Regions from separate parts of the Homo sapiens genome. Here all the other regions are linked to region 1. A link is a contact called in ENCODE Hi-C data. All regions are on one chromosome and are shown on one strand. Each heading gives the region's core, a stretch centred on a gene start or an enhancer-like site at or near the end of the contact. The rest is flanking DNA. Distances are from core to core; before and after follow the strand shown. Region 1 has its middle 110 kb from the start of MSTN. Region 2 holds the start of NEMP2 (nuclear envelope integral membrane protein 2). Region 3 has its middle 70 kb from the start of NAB1.

What was found. A loop is a pair of places that touch in the nucleus more often than their neighbours do. Pooled maps may share reads with other maps.
Region 2: a map of OCI-LY7 shows a loop between it and region 1 (5-fold over the local background). The contact joins the promoter of NEMP2 here to the enhancer-like site in region 1. A Hi-C loop is called at or near these places in 1 of 168 maps with a recorded cell type or tissue (OCI-LY7), 5 of 37 single-sample maps with no recorded cell type and 4 of 50 pooled maps.
Region 3: a loop to region 1 is called in a map with no recorded cell type, with 3 times the contacts of the local background. The contact joins two enhancer-like sites. A Hi-C loop is called at or near these places in 2 of 37 single-sample maps with no recorded cell type and 2 of 50 pooled maps.

Annotation. Positions count from the first base shown.
Region 1 is chr2:189,951,262-189,954,841 of GRCh38, reverse strand. It overlaps a transcript of AKAP19 not described here. Among named protein-coding and RNA genes, the nearest start is that of MSTN, 110 kb to the left of the region's middle. RefSeq lists an enhancer at 1,623-1,692. Within about 2 kb of position 2,046, at least 3 of the 41 ENCODE cell types and tissues checked have a DNase peak (open chromatin) inside an H3K27ac peak, as active enhancers do; they include OCI-LY7, where a contact is called at or near this core.
Region 2 is chr2:190,532,946-190,536,930 of GRCh38, reverse strand. NEMP2 (nuclear envelope integral membrane protein 2) reads left to right here and starts at 2,209. Exons shown (of 9, transcript NM_001142645.2): 1 at 2,209-2,372. The coding sequence starts at 2,276. It overlaps NEMP2-DT (NEMP2 divergent transcript), which reads right to left and starts at 2,093. Exons shown (of 5, transcript NR_183903.1): 1 at 1,810-2,093. RefSeq lists a silencer at 1,896-2,545.
Region 3 is chr2:190,717,577-190,721,350 of GRCh38, reverse strand. No RefSeq gene overlaps it. Among named protein-coding and RNA genes, the nearest start is that of NAB1, 70 kb to the right of the region's middle. Within about 2 kb of position 2,395, at least 5 of the 41 ENCODE cell types and tissues checked have a DNase peak (open chromatin) inside an H3K27ac peak, as active enhancers do.

The DNA.
Region 1 (3,580 bases), core at 797-3,296:
AAAAATGTACAACTGCCTGGTCTAATTCTGAGCAAGGATGCAGAGATCATTTTTGCTGATAAATGAATATCAGAAAAGTCACTGATGGTCAATAAAACTGCAGTGTTCCAAATAAATTACTCTGACATATGCCAACAAATGTTGGGAAAAAATTAGTCACTTATGATAAAAATGATGCAAAAATGTGTTAGTTGTAACATAGTTTTAAATATATATAACATTCAAACATAATGTGATTTAACCCATTTATGCCTGAGGTTGCAATTTTTTGAATTTTTACAGTCAGACCTTGGTGATGACCTTGAGCAGTAGGATATAAATGACTCCCACATGCTTAGCATTCCATTAATGGAACACTAGGCATATTAATGTGTATGTATTTGTAAGACTTCTTATATAAACATGTCACCAAACCAGAAGAAGTTTGGTCATATCACATGTTCTGATCTTATCATATGTTCTGATCTTATCATATGTTCTGATCTTTTCATTTGCAAAATATAGTTACCATAAATTTAAGTAAACAGTGTGTGTACATATGCAAATTTATCATAATGCCACTTAGAATCTATTGTGTAAGGATGTGGATGCATTAAACAATTTTCTTATGAGAAAATAGCTGTTTTCTTATAATCTGATAAAGTAGGTGTGCCACTTGTTTATACCAACAGGGTAAGAAAAAAGACTTGCGGAATGTTTCTTTGAGAAATACCTGATCTGGATTGTATCTCTTTCCTTCTCTTTCTCCTTCTCTTGCCTTCCCACTGACAGGGATTCCCCAACCTTGATGTTCATTTTACTACTACATCTTCACTTGACCTGTCTGGCTCAACATACATCCTCATCTCTTTCAACTATCAGCTTGACTTCTTTTCTCTCTGACAATGTTTTCATGTTGGCAATACCCTTGCAGGCTTCATTCATTCATTCAATCAATATCATAAACAATAAACAAACAAAAGATGCAGCTTAGTGGTTAAGAGGTGGACTCCAATGCCAGACAGCTTAAGTTTGTATCTTGGTTCTACCAGCTGTTAGCCATTAGAACTTGGGAAAATCACTTAACTTACGTGCATCAATTTCCTCATCTGTAAAAATGAGGTGATATTGATACTGTACTAACAATATCACCTCATAGATTGTTGGGAGAAATGAATGAATCAATATATCTAAAAGTCTTTGTTTTTTTTTTTTTTTTTTTTTTTTTGAGATGGAGTTTCACTCTTGTCACCCAGGCTGGAGTGCAATGGTGCAATCTGGGCTCACTGCAACTTCCGCCTCCAAGGTTCAAGAGATTCTCCTGCCTCAGCCTCCTGAGTAGCTGGGATTACAGGCATGCACCACCATGCCTGGCTAATTTTGTATTTTCAGCAGAGACAGGGTTTCACCATGTTGGCCAGGCTGGTCTCAAACTCCTGACCTAGGTGATCTGCCCATCTTGGCCTCCCAAAGTGCTGGGATTACAGGTGTGAGCCACCATGCCCGGCCTATATCTAAAAGTCTTATAACAGTGCTCAATATGTACTAAGAATCATATAACTGTCAGCTGATTTTATTATTAATCTTATTATTATCATTATTTGAGCACCTATATGCCAACCACTCTACTACATATTCGGATTATATTAGTGAACTCGACGGACAAGGCCTTGAGTAAAGCCCTTTTAGATGCAGCCTGTCCCCACTTTCCCTATTGCAGACTTGTAAGTGGGCCCTGAACAAAAATCTGGCCAGGGATGTTATCACATTTAACAATAGGCACCAAAATTACTAAACCAGCAAGAAAAGACACAATCCCTACAACTGGCATAGATAACAAAAGCCACCTGACCTCCTATTTTTAATTTCTGTTGATATTACCATAATCTTGTTCTGTTTTGTTTAACTCTAGTTCTCACTTCCCCCTTTCCATCACTACAGTCTGCAATTTTCAAGTCCTAAATGAGTGTAACTGAAAGTAACTTATTTACAAAGAAGATTCATGATCATTATAGTTATATAAGAACCAATTCATTAAATAGCCAAAATAAAAAGGAAACACCCTCAGACTATACATTCAAAGTTATCGAAGATGTGATCAAAAAATAAGTAGAAGTTCTTAAAAGGATACGTCACATGTAATTCTCCTACAGTTGCACACAGTAAGTGCAGTAGAAGTATCCTGTTTCAAAATGATCATAAAAGCAACTGTAACAGAATATTTTTAGATATTGAAACGTTGATCTTTTTACTCCCCATTGTTAACTTTCTTTTACCATTTCTCCTAATTTATAAATATTGTTCTCATATAGGAGAACAGATAAAACCTAAAATAAAAGAGCTAAATTCTTGCTTAGAATTCCAAAATAAGATCTTCATAATATGACTTCTATTTCTAAGATCTAGGTACTCATTCAAGGAGAAAAAAAAAATGATATGATTTTGTTTCAGTTCCAAAAAGGTCTGGTTTGGAAGACTGGAAGCTCAAGCTGTGTGAAGTACCATTGACCAGCTTAAGGCAGGAGACGAAATAAGCCCCTTTCTTGTATAGGGGAGGAAAAACTTTCTTCTACCCTCTTAGGTTCTGTGGCTGGGCCTGAGAATTAAACTAACATAAGACAGAGTAACAGGGAAAAAGCATACAAGTTTTATTTAATATTTTTACATGCATGGGAGCCCTCATAAGGAAAATGAATGTCTGAAAAAGCAGTTAGGCTCAAAAGTGTGTATACCTTTTAAAACAAAGAATGATAAATTGTGAGGATACAAGACAAAGGGTATTAGGCTAGGGGCAGTACATTGTGAGGCAGTGACCAGGAAATATATGGGGGAAACCAGTGGAAGATAAGGATTGTTTTCAGTTTGTGTAGTTTGTTTGTTTAGTTCTCTTTTGGCAGTAACTCCCAGTCTCCAGTGTTAAGAATGTTCTTCTATTCCTGGTTCAGGAAGAACACTTTTCTCATGGGAAATTTTATAACCTGCTTTTAGATAAGAACATTTGAGAGGTCACAGAGTTCTTCCTGCATTTGCTATTTCTCGAGTGCCTTCAGCTCAAAATAATTCTTATGCCAGAGTGACATATTTTGGGGTGGCATATTCTGATCTCCTATACTTGCCTTCAGCAAATGCTATTCTAAAACGAAGATGAGCTAAATGATTCTCTAACTTTAGACTTTTAGGTATTGGAAGAGTGAAGAAATATTTTTAGGACAATGAAAATAGGTAATGGCTATTGTGTTGACCCATACCTCTACTTCCTTATTTGAAAGCTTTAGATTTGGCTTTCAAAGTACTTAAAGCATTTACCAACTGATGAAAGGGAAGAAAACAGTGCCACAAAGATACTGAAGAGGAAGATTCAGCTGGGCGCAGTGGCTTACATCTATAATCCCAGCACTTTGGAAGGCCAAGGTGGGCGGATTACTTGGTGTCAGGAGTTCGAGACCAGCCCTGGCCAACATGGTGAAACCCCGTCTCTACCAAAAATACAAAAATTAGCCGGGTGCGCTGGCACATGCCTGTAATCCCAGCTACTTGGGAGGCTGAGGCAGGAGTATTGCTTGAACCTGGGAGGTGGAGGTTGCAGTGAGCCAAGATCGCA
Region 2 (3,985 bases), core at 960-3,459, 580 kb before region 1:
TATTAATGTCCAGAAATAAACATGCCTCTTCTGTCCAGTCAATAATGTGGGTAGTTGAGTCAATCTAGTCAGGAGTTGTGCTGAATTTGGGTTTTGTTGTTGTTATCCTTGCCTTCACTCTGTACCACAGGCTTCATTCAGATTCCTCTAGCAGGGGGTTACTATTGCATTGTTTTAGTGTGGAACCTAGAGTGCTGGGGAGTTTTTCTCAGTGTCCCTCACTCAGCTTTTAGCAGTGTTTGCATGCCTGTGTTACAGAGAGGTCTCTCCCCACTCTTTTTCCTCCTCACTAGTTGACTGGTGTTGTCACTGGTGCTTGGCTTGTAGTGGGGAAAAGGGGTTTTTCACACTCCTGGTCCTGCCTTGGTTTTAGGCAGGCCCTGTGCACCTGAACCTTAGATGTGGGGCTTTCCCAGTATTCCTGACACTTTCCCATTGCAGCCAAATCCTTCCTTTATCTGTGGTGAGTCTTGAGTGAGAGAGGGTTTCCCAGCAGTAGCCAACTTCAATTTTCTATTGGTTCAGGACACAGAGCCCTAGTGTTTCCTGCTCCTGCTGCTCCCCAAAGGGCAGAAGGTTTGTGCTTCTATCTCTTCTCCAGAAGCAGGGGGTCTTTGCCAGGATCCTGTTGGTGGTAAAGCTTCCTGCCCTTCCCCCAGTGGATAAGGTTTTCATACAGAAGAAAAGTTTGGAGAGGTTAAGTGGAATTTCATGATTGTCCCCCAGTGACAGAACTATCACCTCCTAACATTCTTGTTATCTCCGGAAAAATATTTATTGCTTATAGAGAAAAATGTGGTGTTTCAATATAGCTTCTTTACAGATATTTACTAAGGATCTGTGATATAAATAGCACTTTAAATATTTAGTACATTGCTGCCTGCCCTTTTGTTTCTCCACCAGATATATCTGTAGAAAATACATTCATCATTCAACAACCCACCTGTTTATTTTAGCTACTTTCCATAGTGCCATCCAAAATTAAACCAAATCAAAATGAATGTGGTTAGGTACAAAAGCTGTCTTGCAAGAAGCAAGTGCACACCGCACCTGGGAATACAGGAAAGAATTGGATCAGGGCTCTGCTGTTTCTCTGAAGACAGGCTTCACTCAAGTAATGATGGTTTATTTTTAAAAACCATCCCTCTGAAGAGTCCCTTACAAGGAAATTTCTTAACTTTTTAAAAGCCATACATGGTGTACACATGGTGCCAAGTGCTTAAGGGCAGTTGGTTAAACCTTTCTTTGAGGGCAAGGAAAGCCTAGTCCATCCTACTCAGACTTTTAGGAAAAATGAGGCTTATCTATTTTTAACAGGATAATTTCTGTTACTTTGGGTTCTCTAAGATATCTCACCAAAAGACCAGAATTAGAGAAGACTGTCCTAGTTAAGTATGGAATATTGAGTCAAATTAATGGGTTCCAGGTCCTGTGGAGGGAATGTTCTTTAAAATATATGTATATCTCCTAATTATCAGTATTAAGATCATTCAGGTTATATGTTAATTTAAAAATATATCTATTACATTAAGAAACTTTTTTTTAACATAAGGTAATTTTAAGAGAACCTTGTCATGTTGGTGAAGGAACATTTTACGAGCCCCTCTGTACTCTGAAATGCCGTGTCCGAGATTAGACATACAAGTCAGTGTTACTTAAGCGGCCAAATTTCCAATTTGTTATTGCTTGTTACCAAATGAAAGTAAAAAGATAAACAGAAAGGTAAAATAAAGAAACTGGCTTTTATGTATTTTATTCACAAAAAGGGCGTTTGCCGAAGGACCTTCCCATTCACGGGCTGTCACTCACAGGTGCTCGGAGAATTCAGCCTCCAAATCCGCAGGTCACAGGTCAGCCAAGTTTTAAGAAACACTCCGGGTTAGCGACTCTTCCTCTCTGCAACTCCCACCCCTGCGCCGAGGGCAGCGGGACACGGCCGGGCGGTCCCCAGGGGAAGATGAGGCCCTGGACGCCCCGCGTGCGCTGGAGGCCCGGAGGCCAAGGCCGAGGCCGAGGCCGAGGCCGGGAGCATGCCAGCGGGGTCGCGCCACCGAAAGCTCCTCCGGCCTGGGCCCGCCGTGCCCCGAGGCCGCGGGCGGAGGCTGGAGCAACGAGCCCAACTCTCCCTCCGCCCCGGGGAGGCGGGGTCTCCGCCTTTCCCGCGTTCGGGCCTCACCGCCCCCTCCGCCTTCTCTGAGCCCCCGCGCCACTTCCGCTCCTCGCAGCGGAGCCGGTCCCCTAGGGCTCGGGTCGCACGGAGCTGACCCCTAACGAAATGGGGCCGCGCCAAGGGCGGTGGTGGCTGCTGCTCTGGCTGCCGCCCCTGGCCACACTGCCCGTGCGCGGGGAGGCGGCGGCGGCAGCGTTATCAGGTAACCCGGGACCGGCGGCGGCGGCGCGCGCGTGCGTGCTCGCTCCCCGGCTTCGCGGCTGCCCTGAGGGCGCGCTCTTTGGCCCGGGCGGCACCGCGAGGCCCACTGGGGCGGGCGCTCCCTTTTCTCGCTTTGGGGTCTCCCGGGCAGGCCCCGCCCGCCCTTCCTGTCTTACTGGGCTTCCGTAGTCTCTCGCCTGGCAGTTGGACATTTTGTAATTTTAGAATTAGAAGCAACCGCGCGATCCAGTCGCCCAATTCCCTCGTTTTACAGAAGCAACCGAAACTCAGAGAGGTTTTGATTTGCCCAGGGTCACACAGCTTGTCACTGGCACAGCTGACCCTAGTCTCCAGACTTTCAGCACACGGCCTTTTGTACAGTACATCAATGCGTGTTGAAATCCTTGTTATTTCACTATCTCGCATTCCTTTGGTCTCAAGACTAGAGAAGGTAACAGCTTCAGCTTCAGAATCGGAGCGAAAATTCTTCTGCCCCTGACTGTTGTGACCTTGAGCGAGTAAACATAACGGTCCCACGTGAGCGGCAGGTAATGAGGCCTCACAAGGTTCTTGTGGTGTTCGTGTGCACAATGCCTGGCACACAGGAAGCAAGAACTGGTAGCGGCTGCTAGCTGTAGGGGCTCGCCACGGAGTGGGCTTAAGATGCTGGCACACTGGGGAAGGATCTGGGAAGGACACCTGGGGAAGTCAGAAACCTAGAGTTCCAACTCCAGACCTGCCGCTAACTTACCATGAGCTTCACATTTCTGTTTCTTTTTTTTTTTCCCCTCATAAAATCTTTTAAAAGATTTCCTGGGTGCACTGTCTACCAACTTCCCTTCCTTGCTTTGGCTACCCTGGTTTCAAGGGAGGCTGCCAAGTGTATTCTTTTAGCTGGGCATGGCCCTCCCTCCGGTTATACCGCGGTTTTTTATCTAAGGATGAATGAGAGACTGGATGTTGATGAGGTCATTATCAGATTCTGCCACAGCTCCCAACTGAGGGAATCTTGCAGTGAGTTATATGTTGGGGAAGTGTTGGATTCCAGTTTTCATTGAAGAGAAATTTTTTGAGTGTTCAGTATGTGCTAGGCAGTGTTATAAGTGCTTTAACTGCAGTATCTATCATATTTAATACCCATAGAAGCCCTATGCGGGAAAGCACCATTTTATACCCATTTTACAGATGAGAAAACGAAGGTTTGGTAGTAAGAAATACAACAATTTTATGCTGGTGAAAAAATAAAACACAAATCTGTCTAAGCAGGAAGGTTTCTGGGCATGGCAACAGCGAGAAAATTAGAAGTAGCCTTAGACCAGCACCCAGCACCTTGGGTTCTAGACCACTCATTCCTTCAGCCACAACTTGTGGTATAACCTTGGTCCAGGCACAGAGTCTTTATGGACCGTAGTTTTCTCTTGAGTAAAATGAAGATGTTTTTACTGAAGAGTTTCCAGTATTTTCCTCACCTCAGTGAACCTGGTGTTTTTAAAGTTTTTATGTTACCGCATTTAGTATAATAGTAACAGCCTGCTTCTCTGCTTTGTTAATCAAAGACACACATAAATACTTATTGGAGCTTCTGTTCTGCCTGAGACATGCAGGATGCCCACT
Region 3 (3,774 bases), core at 1,146-3,645, 770 kb before region 1:
CTGAAGCCTGAATCTGAGGCCAGAAGTACCCAGCATTGTAACGAGGGCTATGGGAGTTAGAAGCCAGGAACTATGGGCGAAAACCAATATATATGGATAATAATACACACACACACACACACACACATAATAATATCACACTCAAGCACCAGGAAGATGTCTAAAGAGAGGATGCATGGGACTAGTGCAAGTGTGTCAAGATTTCTACAAACACTGAAAATGTCTTTGGTGGCTGATAAGGCAGGCTCTCAGAGGCTTCTGACTAAGCTGCTTACCTATATCCTCGAAGCTAACTGGACCTTTGTTTCTTACAAGTGATACATCTCTGAGCTTGACAGTTGCATGCAAACCAGTGAACTGGTCCACAGGGTATTAGAATCACAAATAAATACTCTGTCCACACATCACAAAACTGAAAAGCTTAATTGGCACTATCATAAAAATCACAGGCTTTGATTGTAACACCCTGGCAGTGTATTTGTGAAAAGCTGAGTACAATAGCAACTTTTAATTAGGCAACCTGTTTTTGTATGACACCAAAGCATTTTACAAATCCATTCATTTCAAGAAAAGCCAGGTAATTAATAGAATTATAGATTCTTAGTGTTGAAAGGAAACTATATAGCCTCAAAATGTTGGGACATTCCTCTAATTCCAATGACCCTTAGCACTTGTTCATTTCAGGCAGCATTGCCAGCCATCACTCCATGGATCCTCTCATCTGGAAGTGCTCCACTTCAGAAATCTTAGATTCCAAGATCCACTCTCAGAAAACAACCTCCAGACATTTCTGCCGTCCACACAGTTGCTTCTTCTCCCTCTGGCGCACGGCCACCTGTGCTATCTGCAGCCTCACCGGCATTCCCTGGCCTCGCCCTCTGCACTTCATCCTGACAGGCATGGAGTCTCCTCCTGTCACCCCAGAGCTATGTGGTGTCTTGATTAGGTGACTTTGCCCATGTTGTCATTCAACTTAATATTTATTGATCTATCTCTGTGAGAATCACTTGGCTGGCCCTTTCGTCTGGAGTGTCAGCCTCCTCTCACCTGCCCCCAGGAGGCTTCCTCCTTCTTCTTTTAACTGCTTGCACATCTTTAAGACTCAGCCTTGGAGACACGTCTTTTAAAAAGCCTTGAATGGGCCTGGGAAGTGGCTCACACCTGTAATCCCAGCACCTTCAGAGGCCAAAGTGGGAGGATCACTTGAGGCCAGGAGTTCAAGACTAGCCTGGACAACATGGTGAAAGCCCGTCTCTACTAAAAACACAAAAATTAACCGGGTATGATGGCACACACCTGTAATCCCAGCTACTCAGGAGCCTGAGGCATGAGAATCACTTGAACCTGGGGAGGCTGCAGTGAGCCAAGATTGAACACCACTGCTCTCCAGCCTGGGCAACAGAGCAAGACTCTGTCTCAAGAAAAAAAAAAAAAAAGATACCTTCTCTGACCACTCCCTCTATTCTTCCCTTTCCCATAACACTAAGTCATATGCGCCCAAAACAATTTGTGCACATCTCCATCAGTGAGTGGTTTTCCATGATGGTCATCCTCCCCGACTAGGCTGGTGTATTCTAGTGTGCTCACCTTTGGGGGTCTCTACTACTGATTATTTGCAAGACCTAAGGCAACTTATTTCACTTTGTAAGCTTCTGTTTCCTCAACTACAAAACCAGGTTATTAATAGAAATTGTATGTAAGGAACCTAGCACAATGCTTGATATACAGTAAGTGCAAAGTATGTTAAATGTTTAATAAATTAATGTCATAGGAACACCATTAGAAAACTCCTTAAAAGAAAAATATTTATTTTTTAAGCACTTGTAGGGACAAGGAGCTTGTCCCCTTGTTTGATAATTCTATTTATAGTGTAACTGAAGCCATCGTAGTTTGACTCACACTAGTTTTATTGACAAAAATGAGTGCCCTCTGCCCCTACTCCCAGTGTCCCCTGTTCTGCTAAAGAATCTTGAGACTCTCTCAAGGTGCTCTGTCATGTGTATTCAGAAACTGGTCCCTCTGGGGCAAAGCTGTTCTCAGCTGGTGCCTGTGGCTGCCACCACTGCTGTGGCCTGAGGACAGAAGTCATAACCCTCCTCTGCTTTGCCTCAGGGGTTGGTTGTGGACCTTTCCCCTTAATTCCTCTCAGGACATCAGAAGTCAAAATATTTGAGACACTGATCAGATCACAATAAAGGTTCAGGGACAATGGAAAGGAAACAGAAAACAGAGAATAAGTCAGTGCCAGGCACAGGTCCTTCCCCCTCCAGGAGGAAGTGCCCTGGGGACTCAACAGTCACCTTTCCTGGGAAATCCAGTCAGACTGACTCTAGTCCCAGCATTCTGATTTCCCGCCCCATGACTGACCTCTTCTGAGGACAGCTGGCAGTGAGCAGTTCCAGTCCCTTCAGGGGAAACCCCACCTGCATAATCTCAGGGTGATTCATCGCCAGTGCAATTCCCCAAAGCCCCATCATTCAGTCTTGCCTGTTGCCACTCTGTTGATCATGAAAATCGTGGCTACCACATCTAGTTTACTAAACAATCCTTGTTCGTAGGAAGTACAGGCGTGAAATAATTTATTTTTCTACAGTCACTTGCCTTCAGTTCTGCCATGTTCACGATCTCTCTGCTGAGTTCCCTGACAATATCTTGGTTAGATCTCTAGGGTTCCAGTCACTTTCAAAGATTAACAGCCCGATTCGGTATAGTCTGTGAACGCTGAAGGTCTGAGACAGGGCTCGGTTAATTTAGAAAGTTTATTTTGCCAAGGTTGAGGATGCACCCATGACACAGCCTCAGGAAGTCCTGAAGACATGTGCCCAATGTGGTCGGGGCACAGCTTGGTTTTATACATTTTAGGGAGACATGAGACATCAATCAACATATGTAAGAAGTACATTGGTTCCATCTGGAAAGGCAGGACGACTTGAAGTAAAGGCAGGAAGACTCGAAGCGGGGAGGGAGCTTCCAGGTCACAGATAGCTGATACACAAACGGTTACATTCTTCTGGATTTCTGATTAGCCTTTCCAAAGGAGGCAAGTCAGATATGAATCTATCTCAGTGAGCAGAGGGGAGACTGCGAATAGAATGCGAGACACGTTTGCCCTAAGCAGTTTCCAGCTTGAGTTTTCCTTAGTGATTTTGGAAGCCCAAGATATTTTCCTTTCGCAAGTCCAATTTAAAGCTTCCGTCTGGGTCCAATGCAATGACCAATGTCCACTCCGCCAGCCCTGGCCAGCCCCCACCAGAGGGACTCAGGGTGTGGAGTAGCACACCTGCTCCGGCAGCATCCTCCTCTATTCTGTGCAGTCCTCCCATCTGTGTGGACTAGTGAGGAGGAACAGGAGAGACAGACAAGTGTTTCTCACCTGCCTGGCCAGGGCTGGCAGCTGGTGGCAGACATCCAAATACTGGCTTCCTCACTGATGCTTATGTGAATTTTCCAGAAGCCCCACAGATGCCTCCCACTTCACAGTCTCTACCATCTGCTCCTACCCTTGGTGATTCACCCCACTGGTTTTTATTGTTGTTGTTGTTACCAGGGTCCACTTTCCTGGCAGCCAGTTCTCTTGGGTGGGATATGGGTGAGACAGGCTCAAGGCTGGCTGCTTTCTATGCGTTCCTTTGATCTGTGAAATCACACTTCCATCACCAAATGCTAAATGGTAGGCATGGGAGCTGCAGCACTCTACCCTTTCTCTCTGCCTCCTTCCAATTCTCTTTTCTACTTGTCACATTGGACAGAGGTGGGCCAGGCCGTCTACGTATA